Regions from separate parts of the Homo sapiens genome. Here region 1 is linked to region 2. The links are chromatin loops, found by intact Hi-C in ENCODE. Cell type or tissue: mammary epithelial cell. All regions are shown on one strand. Each heading gives the region's core, and the rest is flanking DNA. Links, peaks and the distances in the headings are about the cores only. Region 1 overlaps RNF11 (ring finger protein 11). Region 2 overlaps LINC01562 (long intergenic non-protein coding RNA 1562).

Region 1 (5,384 bases), core at 318-5,317, 46 kb after region 2:
GATGAATTTGCTCTCCAGGAAACGTTTAGCAAAGTCTAGAGACATTTTTTGGTTGTCACAATGTGGCAGGGAAGAGGGTGCCACTGGCATCTAGTGGATGGAGAGAACTGCCAAACACCCTGTGATGTACAGGACAGCCCCTACAACAAAGAATTGTCTTACTAAAATGTCAGTATTGCCCAGGTTGAGAAGCCCTTCACTAAGCAAGCCCCTTTTCCTCTCTAACCTCAGTTAGGTCCTTAATTAAGTTTGTTTCTTCAACTGAAAAGTGGAGGTTATTGCAACTTTTTCAAATGGTTGCAAAGATAAATGAATTTAAGGCGTGGAAATATTTAGCACAGTATCTGACACACAGTGGCACTCTGCTGAAAGAATAAATTAGGGTTTTTAAAAAATGTTGTATAATGCAGCTTCTCATCCATCCTGATTTTCCTGCAAAAATTCTCATGTTAAATGTTTTGATCCATTATCACTGTAAATCTCTTACATGTTATAGAAATTCCTGTATTTAAGCTTCTAAAATTTCCTAGACTACCTCTTAAATATGTTTTGATTTTTGGTCATGAAAGCAATGATTATACCACCACTGGAACAAATCTTTTTAAGTAACAGAAACCTTTTCCTGTTCTTTTCTAAAGCACTTCAGTGAATTAAAGATTGGTGAGGAGTGTAGGTCAAAGTTTAAGTCAATCAGTAATTGAATATTTTCTGTTGTCAAAGAGTTAATAAGTTCATGATCAAATAGCGTATGTAGGAGAAGACGTTAGAAAGATTTCAGAAACACTAAACTTATCGCATTCTCTTTGTGCTTTTAATTTTATGTAGCAATTCAAGGCCATCAATAGTTGTAGTCTTAAAAGCCCCTAAAAGCAGAAATGATATTACTTTGTGGATTGTTTAGATTTTTATGATGTACCCCTGTTTGCAAGGTGGTGTTAGGTCCTATGAATTAGGAGTTTGTAAGTTTAGTTAATTGGCTGAGGCCCATTGTTGATCTGTTAATTTTTTTGTGAATTAGTTTTTAACATACGGATCCTGCACAAGATAAATTTATACCTTTAAACATTTCAGTTTTTTGGTATCGTAAATGGTGTTCAAACTTTTTATTTTGGCTTCCAGTTCATTGCTGGTATTTACAAATACAATTAATTTATGTGTGTTCTTTTAACCTGCAACCTTGCTGAATTCATTTTAGGAGGTTTTGGTTAGAGTCCTTGGGATTTTCTAAATAGGCTCATGTCTGTTTGTCTCTCTTTAATTAAAATTTTTTAGGGTGTGTTTTTGTAAAGCGTTAATATTCAGTTTTGGGTGTTTTCATTCTCAGACTGATTCTCAACCTGGCCCTCTTTCAAACTTTCACACCTTCTCCCTTTTCAACTTCACTCCCTTCCCCAGAAATCACTGAAATGACTTCTGAGCACATTGTCATTTTATCTTACTGATTCAAAATTATTATTAGATACGTTATTATACCCTGGAGGTAACAGAATAGTGCATCCAGAGTCTTTAATTATGTAGGACAATTGTGTTAGTGGGTGAAAGCTGTTAGGCTTTTGGATTCTTGCACCTACTTTTTATTGATTTTTTTTTCCTCATTGTCAGTTCTTCATCTGCTGTTAGTGTGTCTGCCCTTAAACTACCTCTTCCTACTTCTAATAATTTGGCATGTTGGAAAACCAGATACTCAAGCTCATCACAGTATTTTCTAGCAACTCCCAATAGAGAGATCCCAGAGGCAGTGGCAGTTAAGTTGCATTTTCACTTGTGAATAAACTATTCTGGGGTTTAGATACATAGGTACTTTATATTTTTTTAAGTTAAAAATTTTTTAAAGTTTGGAACAAATTTGCTTAATAAAGTCAGTTTTAGCGGGAAATTCACATGCACATGAGAATCGAAAGAAAGAACCTTTAATGTTGATGTAAGCTTATCATTCCTTTTTCACATATACCTCACCACCTCCTCTGTGTTTAATTATCTGGACTTTTTTCTCATCCCTAGATTTTGTTTCTCAAAAATGTTTCTCCCTTAAAACATGTTTTAATGAACTCTGTAAGATCTAAGTTCTTAATCTCAAAGTAATCTTTAGATTGAGGAGTACTAAAATTGAGATCCACAGACCCTTTAAGGTCAGGGATAGAACTGCTTTCAGTGTGATTGATTTCCTTAGTAATCTTATGTGTTTTATTCAAAAACGTTATCTGAAATAGCTTTCATTGGACTGCATAAGGTTTCCATGGCAAAAAAAAAAAGTGTTAAGAATCCGTGAGAGGCAATCCCAGAGTGAGCTCCTGTCATTGCTGCCAGAAACCACAAAGCCTTTTGAGAGTTCTGAACTCTGAGTCACAGAGTTCTGATAGGTATGTGGTATTGTAATTCAGTTGAATTTTGCTGTTGGAATATTTAGGTAAATTGTCAGACGTAATTAAGATTTGCAGCATGAAATGGGCCCAAATATATATGGAGTCTTGCTCTGTTGCCCAGGATGGAGTGCAGTGGCACGATCTCAGCTCACTGCAACCTCCACCTCCCAGGTTCAAGTGATTCTCCTGCCTCAGCCTCCCACCACGCCCTGTCTGTGATAAGATTTTTTTTTTTTTTTCTTGAGACGGAGTCTTGCTCTGTTGCCCAGGCTGGAGTGCAGTGGCACGATCTCAGCTTACTGCAAGCTCGTCCTCCCGGGTTCACACCATTCTCCTGCCTCAGCCTCCGGAGTAGCTGGGACTACAGGCACCTGCCACCACGCTCAGCCTGTGATAAGATTTTTAAATAAAAATTTCACGGCTCGTTGCTATGGCTCATGCCTGTAATCCCAGCAGTCTCGGCTCACTGCAACCTCCGTCTCTCCGGTTCAAGCGATTCTCCTGCCTCAGACTCCCGAGCAGCTGGGATTACAGGCACATACCACCACCCCCAGCTAATTTTTTCTGTTTTAGTAGAGATGGAGTTTCACTATGTTGGCCAGGCTGGTCTCGAACTCCTGGTCTCAGGTGATCCACCCGCCTTGGCCTCCCTAGTAGCCTGAGGCTACAGGCATGTACCACCACTCCTGGCTAATTTTTGTAGGGATGGGGTTTCGCCATGTTGCCCAGGCTGGGATTGCGGGTGTGAGCCACTGCACTTGGCCCCAAAACAATTTTTAACGGATGATGCTGGGACACCTACATATAACCACATAGTTAAGTGAAGTTGGGCCCCTTTCTTACTATATGCAAAAATTAACTCAGAATGGTTCATACACCTAAATGTAAGAGCTAAAACTTTATAAACCTCTTAGAAGATATAGGAGCAAATGCTCATGACCTTGGGTTTGACAAACTTCTTAGGATACTGAAAGTAAAAGTAACCAAAGTTGAATTTCATTAAAATTTAAAATTTGTTCTTCAAATAACGTAAAGAAAGTGAAAAGATAACCCATAGGATGCAAGAAAATATTTGGGCTTTTTTTTGTTTGTTTGTTTGTTTGAGACAGAGTCTCCCTCTGTCATCTAGACTGGAGTGCAGCAGCACAATCTTGGCTTATTGCAATGCCACCTCCCAGGTTCAAGCAGTTCTTGTGCGTCAGCCTCCCAAGTAGTTGGGATTACAGGTGTGCACTACCACCGCCTGCTAATCTTTTTTTTTTTTTTTTTTTTTTTTGTATTTTTAGTAGAGACAAGGTTTGACCATGTTGGCCAGGCTGGTCTTGAACTCCTGACCTCAGGTGATCTGCCTGCCTCAGCCTCTCGAAGAAAATACTTGTAAATCATTGGTCTGCTAAGGGACTTGTGTCCAGGAGATAACAAAAAGATAATTTGCTATCAGAGAGGGCAAATCAAAATCACAATGAGATATCACATCTTATCCACTTGAATGGTTATAATAAAAAGATTAAGTTTAAGCAATGCTGTAGAGAAACTGGAACATTCTATTTCCCTTTTTAAAATGCACACTTCATTGATTTCCAGTGTGTTCAGAGTTACACAACCATCACTTACCAATACAGCTCTCGATGGGATTGTAAGATGGTGCAGGTGCTTTGGAAAAGTTTGGCAGTTCTACAAAAGGTTTTGCAGAGTTCCATTCATTGGTTTATATACCCAATAAAATGAAAACATGTACAAAAACTTATACATGTATTTTCATAACACTGTTATTCACAGTAGCTAACAAGTAGAAACAACCCATGTCCATCAGTGACTAAACAAAATGGTGGTGGACTATTCAGTGATAAAAAGGAATGCAATTCTGATAAATGCTGCATCATGGGTGAACTTTGAAAACATGCTAAGTGAAAGTCGAGCCACAAAAGACCACATATTAGTATGATTCCATACACAGGCATACCTTGTTTTATTGCACTTCACAGGGTTGTGTGTGTGTGTGTGTTTACACAACTTGAAGGTTTGTGGCAGCTCTGCATGAAACAATTCTTTTGGCACCATTTTCCCAGCAGCTCATTTCATTTCTCTGCTACATTTGGTAATTCTCGTGCTTTCAGACTCTTTCATTATATCTTTTACAGTGATCTGTGATCAGTTTTATTAGGGTGGTCTGGAACGAAACCCACACATCTGAATAATGCTTATCTATGAAATGCCCAGAATAGGCAAATCTATAGAGACAAAAAGCAAATTAGTTAGTAGTAGCCTAGGGCCGGGGAGTTTGGGGGAGTGACTGTTAATGAGTACACTTTCTTTTGGGGGTAATGAAAATGTTCTAAAATTGATAAGTGATGGTTGCATAGCTCTGAACACACTGGAAACCATTGAAGTGTGTATTTTAAATAGGGAAATAGAATGTGAATTATATCTCTAAGGTGTTACAGTTAATGGAAGCCTTTCACCTTATCGTGATACTGTATTTCCTCAGTGCTGAGATGTGCTTTTTAAGGCTAGGCTTGGCTGCTCACTCCTGGGATCCCAGCACTTTGGAAGGCCAAGGCAGGAGGATTGCTTGAGCCCAGGAATTCTAGACCAGCCTGGGCAACATAGTGAAAACCTGTCTCTACAAAATGTATATTTTTAATTAGCGGGGCATAGTAGCATGGGCCTGTAGTCCCAGCTACTCAGGAGACTGAAGTGGGAGGATCACTTGAGCCCGGGGGGTCGTCAAGGCTGCAGTGAGCCAAGATTGTGCCACTGCACTCTAGCCTAGGTAACAGAATGAGACCCTATCTCAAAAAAAAAAAAAAAAAAAAAAAAAAAAATATATATATATATATATATATATATATATACACACACACACACACACACACATTTATCAGGAAGATAGATGTGATGCTAGCTTTTACATCTCTCTGTGTAATTGTTCAGGAACTGCATCAGTGCTAATCTGGGGGTTTTTGTTTTGGTCAAGATTTCATGGAACATCAGAAGTAGAACATACATTGAGACCAACTA
Region 2 (5,384 bases), core at 262-5,261:
CAGGCACGCACCAGCACGCCTGGCTAATTTTTGTATTTTTAGTAGAGACGGGGTTTTGCCATGTTGGCCAGGCTGGTCTCGAACTCCTAACCTCAGGTGATCTGCCTGCCTCGGCCTCCCAAAGTACTGGGATAATAGGCGTGAGCCACCACACCTGGCCGTGATTATTCTTAATTTATTGCAATATAGCTATTTGCATAAACTCAATAGAATCTGTTTTATTTTGGAATAGGACACAATTGGAGACACTGGATTTACCAAGGCTTTGACAGGAATATCATATTTTTAGATATGCCCAGGCTGCTTTAAGGAATAGAAGTTAAGGCCAGGCATGGGCCCATGCCTGTAATCCCCTTGGGAGCCTGAGGCAGGACAATCACTTGAAATCAGGAGTTCAAGACCAGCCTAGCAACATAGTGAGACCCCATGTCTACTCAAAAAATAATTTAGGATGGGCATGGTGGCTCATACTTGTAATCCCAGCACTTTGGGAGGCCAAGCAGGATTACCACGGGAGTCCAGGAGTTTGAGACCAGCCTGGGCAACAAAGTGAGATCTCATCTCTACAAAAAAATGTAAAAAATAGCCAAGCACGGTGGTGCATGCCTATGGTCCCAGCTACTCAGGAGGTGGAGGTGGGAGGATCGCTTGAGCCTGGGAGTTTGAGGCTGCAGTGAACCAAGATCATGCTACTGCACTCCAGCCTGGGTGACAGAGTGAGACCCTGTCTCAAAAAGAAAAATAAGTCTGGGCGCAGTGGCTCACACCTGTAATCCCAGCAGTTTGGGAGGCCAAGGCAGGCAGATCACGTGAGGTCAGCAGTGCGAGACCAGTATGGGCAACATGGTGAAACCTTGTCTCTATTAAAAGTACAAAAATTAGCCAGGTGTGGTAGCAGGTGCCTGTAATCCCAGCTACTCAGAGGCTGAGGCAGGAGAATCGCTTAAACCCTGGAGGTAGAGGCTGCAGCAAGCCGAAATCGCACCACTGCACTCCAGCCTGGGCTACAGAGCAAGACTGCATCTCAAAAAGAAAAGAAAAGGAAAGAAAAGAAAAGACAAATAACTTTTTAAATAATTTTTAAAATATTTTAAAGGAATAGAAGTTGACTTTATAGAGCTAATAAAACGTCTGGAAAGACTGACATGGTACCTTGTCTGTGCAGCTCCTTTACAAGTTTTCTGTTCTCGCAGCAAGAAAAGAATGTCACTTTCTGGCTAAGCACAGTGGCTAGCGCCTGTAATCCCAGCACTTTGGGAGGCCAGGGTGGGTGAGCCCAGGAGTTTGAGATCAGCCTGGCCAACATGGTGAAACCCTGTCACTAAAAATACAGAACTTAGGAGCGTGGTTGTGCATGCCTGTAATCCCAGCTACTTGGGAGGCTGAGGCAGGAGAATCGCTTGAACCCAGTAGGCAGAGGTTGCAGTGAGCCAAGATCATTCCACTGCACTCCAGCCTGGTGACAGGCAAGACTTTCACAAAAAAAAAAGTTCTAGCAAAGCCAATTTAAACGAACCTATATGGCCAATCACTATTCTTGCTGCACTTTATGCAAATAATCAGGCCAAGTATATTGTGACTAAAACTTATTTTGCAAATTAATTGGTCCTGCTATGATTTATCCTTGCTGAAAATGGGAAACTAGAGAGAGAAGAATTATGTTTTAGAAGAAAAATTATGTTTTAGAAGAAATCTATAGTCCACCCACTATTTGATTCTAGCCCTGTTCATTGTTTGTGAGTTTTTGTTATTTGCCTACAGTAAGGATGAAATCATAAATTCTTTCCTGGTTACAAGTCCCTATACTAACGTTTCCAAATTTGTCTTCCACTTTTCTGACTTGGACGCAATACAATTGCTACCGTCTTTTTCCTGAGGCCCTCCAGGCTGAAGCTCATATGTTGTGACATACAAACTGCAGGCAAGAAAAACCTGTCAGATTGCCAGCATCTACTTCCACGTTAACTGAAGATGCTTCAAGTCTTACATCCAGACAACTCACCCAACTGCCCTCCAGACTCTAAGGAAGCCGGTTTATAGATTGTACCAAACATTAACCTTTGTTTTTCTTCTGTTTGAAAGCCCATCTGCGATGCCATCTTCTGATATGGGCAGCTTTTAGTGTGTGAAACTTCTAGGGAAGTTTCTGACAGGGTAATGTTGGGGCCAGGAAACCAATACCACAAAATATGGCGTTTTGACATGCTGAACTGAAGAAGCCTCAAGGTCTTTCTGACCTTCCCCCAACATGCACATATACTGTCTCACCCAAAGTCCCTATCTGCCTAACATCCAGACTCTCCAAAAGGAACAATTATTTTTTCTTCCCTTCCCTATAAGACCAAGACTGTAACCACACCTGAAGCAACCCCTTCACAAGATAATGTACAAGTTAATCTCTGTTCCCTGATTCATTTATTCTCCCTAGTAATGCCCTCAACAGAATTCCTCTTCCCCCTCTCACAACCTGTTTTGCCAGAATAGCTTACAAGCTTCTGAATCACACTGTAGGATGGGCAATCACCCCATGATTCTCCCCATGTATGCACATTAAATAAATGTGTATGCCTTTTCTCCAATTAATCTACCTTTTGTGAGCTGATTCTTCAGTGAACCTTTGGAGGGCAGAGGGGAGGTTTCCCTTGACCCGTAAAGCCTCAGTGTATCTGATTTACTCTGTGAGAAGGACCACTGAGTTGTAGGCAGAGTTCCTGACCCTCCAAATTACAAAAACGAGCTTTTTAATCCAAGCCTCTCCAAGCAGAAAAAACAGCCATCATTGAATAATCTTTCAAAATAGAATGTCCTATAGAAAATATACATTCGCTATAAAAATAAGCACTAGGCCATGCATTCCTTGGTTCCCACGGCCACCATCCTAGTTCAGGCCCCAATATTAGACCATTGCAACTGAGTCCTAACTACCTTTTCTCTGCCTCCAGTCTCTTCCATTAGTCCATTTCCCCTTGCCACCAGATTGCTGTTTCTAAAACACAGAGCTAATCATATGACTCTCTTGATTAAGAAAAACAGAAAAACAACTTCAGTGGCTCTCACAGCCTACTGGATCAAGTACAAACTCCTTTGTCTAGTATTCAAGGTCCTCCATTAACTGGCCCCAAACTACCTCCCAACACACACACACATACACACACACACACACACACACGTTCTTTCTCTAAATTTCAGCTTCCCTGAATGTTATTCTTAGAACACAGTGAACTTTCATTTCATCAAATATTTGTATGTGTTTTTCTCTCTAAAATGCCCTTTGGCCTACCAGTCTTCTCTTTCTCTTTTTTTTTTTTTTTTTTGAGACAGGTCTCACTCTGTCACCCAGGATGGAGTGCAGTGGTGCCATCTCGGCTCCCTGGAACCTCCGCCTCCCAGATTCAAGCAATTCTCCCACCTCAGCCTCCCAAGTAGCTGAGAGTACAGGTACACACCACCATGCCTGGCTAATTTTTGTATTTTTTTTTAGCAGAGTCAGGGTTTCGCCATGTTGGCCAGTCTGGTGTTGAACTCTTGCCCTCAAGTGATCCGCCAGCCTCAGCCTCTCAAAGTGCTGGGATTACAGGCGTGAGCCACTGCGCCTGGCCCAAGTCTTCTCTTTTTAAGACCCAGTTTAGGCTGGGCACTAATATAAAAATTAGCCAGGCGTGGTGGCCCGCGCCTGCAGTCCCAGCTACTCCGGAGATTGAGGCGGGGGGATAGCTTGAACCTGGGAGGTGGAGGTTGCAGTGAGCGGAGATCGCACCACTGCACTTCAGTCTGGGCGACAGAGTGAGACCTGTCTCAAAAAAAAAAAAAAAAAGACTCGGTTTATTTTACTGCAGTTTCAGAGTGAGAAAAAAGAAAAAGAAAAAGATCCAGTTTAAATGTTGCTCCTAATGGTTAAAATCATGATGTCTGTTCCACCTGGGTCCAATCCAGGATTACTTAATGGGTGACCTTGAGCAAGTTACCTAAACTCTCTTTCCTTTAGCTTCCTCATTTATATAATGTGGGAAATAATAGTAACTACTTCTTAGAGTTGTAGGTCATAAACCAAATAATACATGTAAAACATTTAGAACAATGCCGGGCATCTGATTAGAGCTCAATGAATGTTAGCTCTGATTTAAAATAATGATAAATTAATAATGAATAAAGAAATAATACATAAATGTCCTATTTCCTGAGAAGATTTTCTTATTTATCCAAAGAAATATAATCATTTCTATCACAATACATTCACAGTTTATACTGCTTATAACATTTATTTTCACATCTCTTCATACAATTTCTGGAAGATAGAATGTGTTAAAAAAATTATTTGTTTAAAATGAGGTCATATTTACTATTCAAGGTTGTTTTTTTTTTTCTTTCTTTAGAGATAAGGTCTCACTGTGTCAGCCAGGCTGGAATGCAGTGACATGATCATAGCTCACAGTAGCCTCAAGCTCCTAGGCTCCAGCAATCCTCCTACCCTAGCCTCCCGAGCTGCTAGGCAGGTGTATGCACCACACTGGATTTTTTTTTTTTTTTTCTAGAGACAGAGTCTCACTATGTTGACCAGGCTGGTCTCAATCTTCGGGCCCCAAGTGATCCTCCCATCTTGGCCTCCCAAAGTGTTGAAATTATAAGCATGAGCCACCATGCCTGGCCAAGTTTTTTTTTTTTTTTTTGAGAGGGAGTCTCGCTCTGTCATCCCCCAGGCTGGAGTGCAGAGGCACAATCTCAGCTCACTGCAACCTCTGACTCCCAGGTCGAAGCGATCCTTCTGCCTTAGCCTCCTGAGTAGCTGGGATTACAGGCACCTGCCACCATGCCTGGCTAATTTTTGTATTGTTAGTAGAGACAGGGTTTCACCATGTTGGCCAGGCTGGTCACAAACTCTTGACCTCAAGTGATCCACCCACCTTGGCCTCCCAAAGTGCTGGGATACAGGGTGAGCCCGGCCTCTGGCCAAGTTTTTTTTTTTTTTTTTTTTTTTTTTGAGACGGAGTCTCGCTCTGTCACCCAGGCTGGAGTGCAGTGGTGCGATCTTGGCTCACTGCAAACTCCACCTCCCAGGTTCACGCCATTCTCCTGCCTCAGCCTCCTGAGTAGCTGGGACTACAGGCGCCCGCCACTATGCCCGGCTAATTTTTTTGAATTTTTTTAGTAGAGATGGGATTTCACCATTTATTTATATTTATTTATATTATTATAATATTTATTTATATTAAATAAATAAAATAAAATATTTATTGCTTTTTTTTCTTTTTTTTTTTAAACAGGGTCTCATTCTTTTGCTCAGGCTGGAGTGCAGTGGCTTGATCTCGGCTCACTGCAACCTCTGCCTCCCAGTCTCAAGCAATCCTCCCACCTTAGCCTTCTAAGCAGCTGGGGCTACAGATGTG

The links. Hi-C counts contacts between places; a loop is a spot of excess contacts. Peaks named below come from ENCODE experiments on the same cell type or tissue, not always from the same donor. Only the 100,000 strongest peaks of a DNase experiment are listed, where the experiment ranks them.
Region 1: it touches region 2 in a loop (7-fold over the local background); 1 of 110 quality-filtered maps calls a loop at or near these places.

What each region holds. Positions count from the first base shown.
Region 1 is chr1:51,259,101-51,264,484 of GRCh38, forward strand. All of the region lies in intron 1 of RNF11 (ring finger protein 11), which reads left to right. Among named protein-coding and RNA genes, the nearest start is that of RNF11, 26 kb to the left of the region's middle. RefSeq lists a silencer at 2,117-2,411. In mammary epithelial cell, for the core only: no CTCF peak of the experiment used is centred there; a DNase peak (open chromatin) is centred at 2,311; H3K27ac peaks cover 830 bases.
Region 2 is chr1:51,212,885-51,218,268 of GRCh38, forward strand. All of the region lies in intron 1 of LINC01562 (long intergenic non-protein coding RNA 1562), which reads right to left. Among named protein-coding and RNA genes, the nearest start is that of LINC01562, 20 kb to the right of the region's middle. In mammary epithelial cell, for the core only: no CTCF peak of the experiment used is centred there; a DNase peak (open chromatin) is centred at 2,467.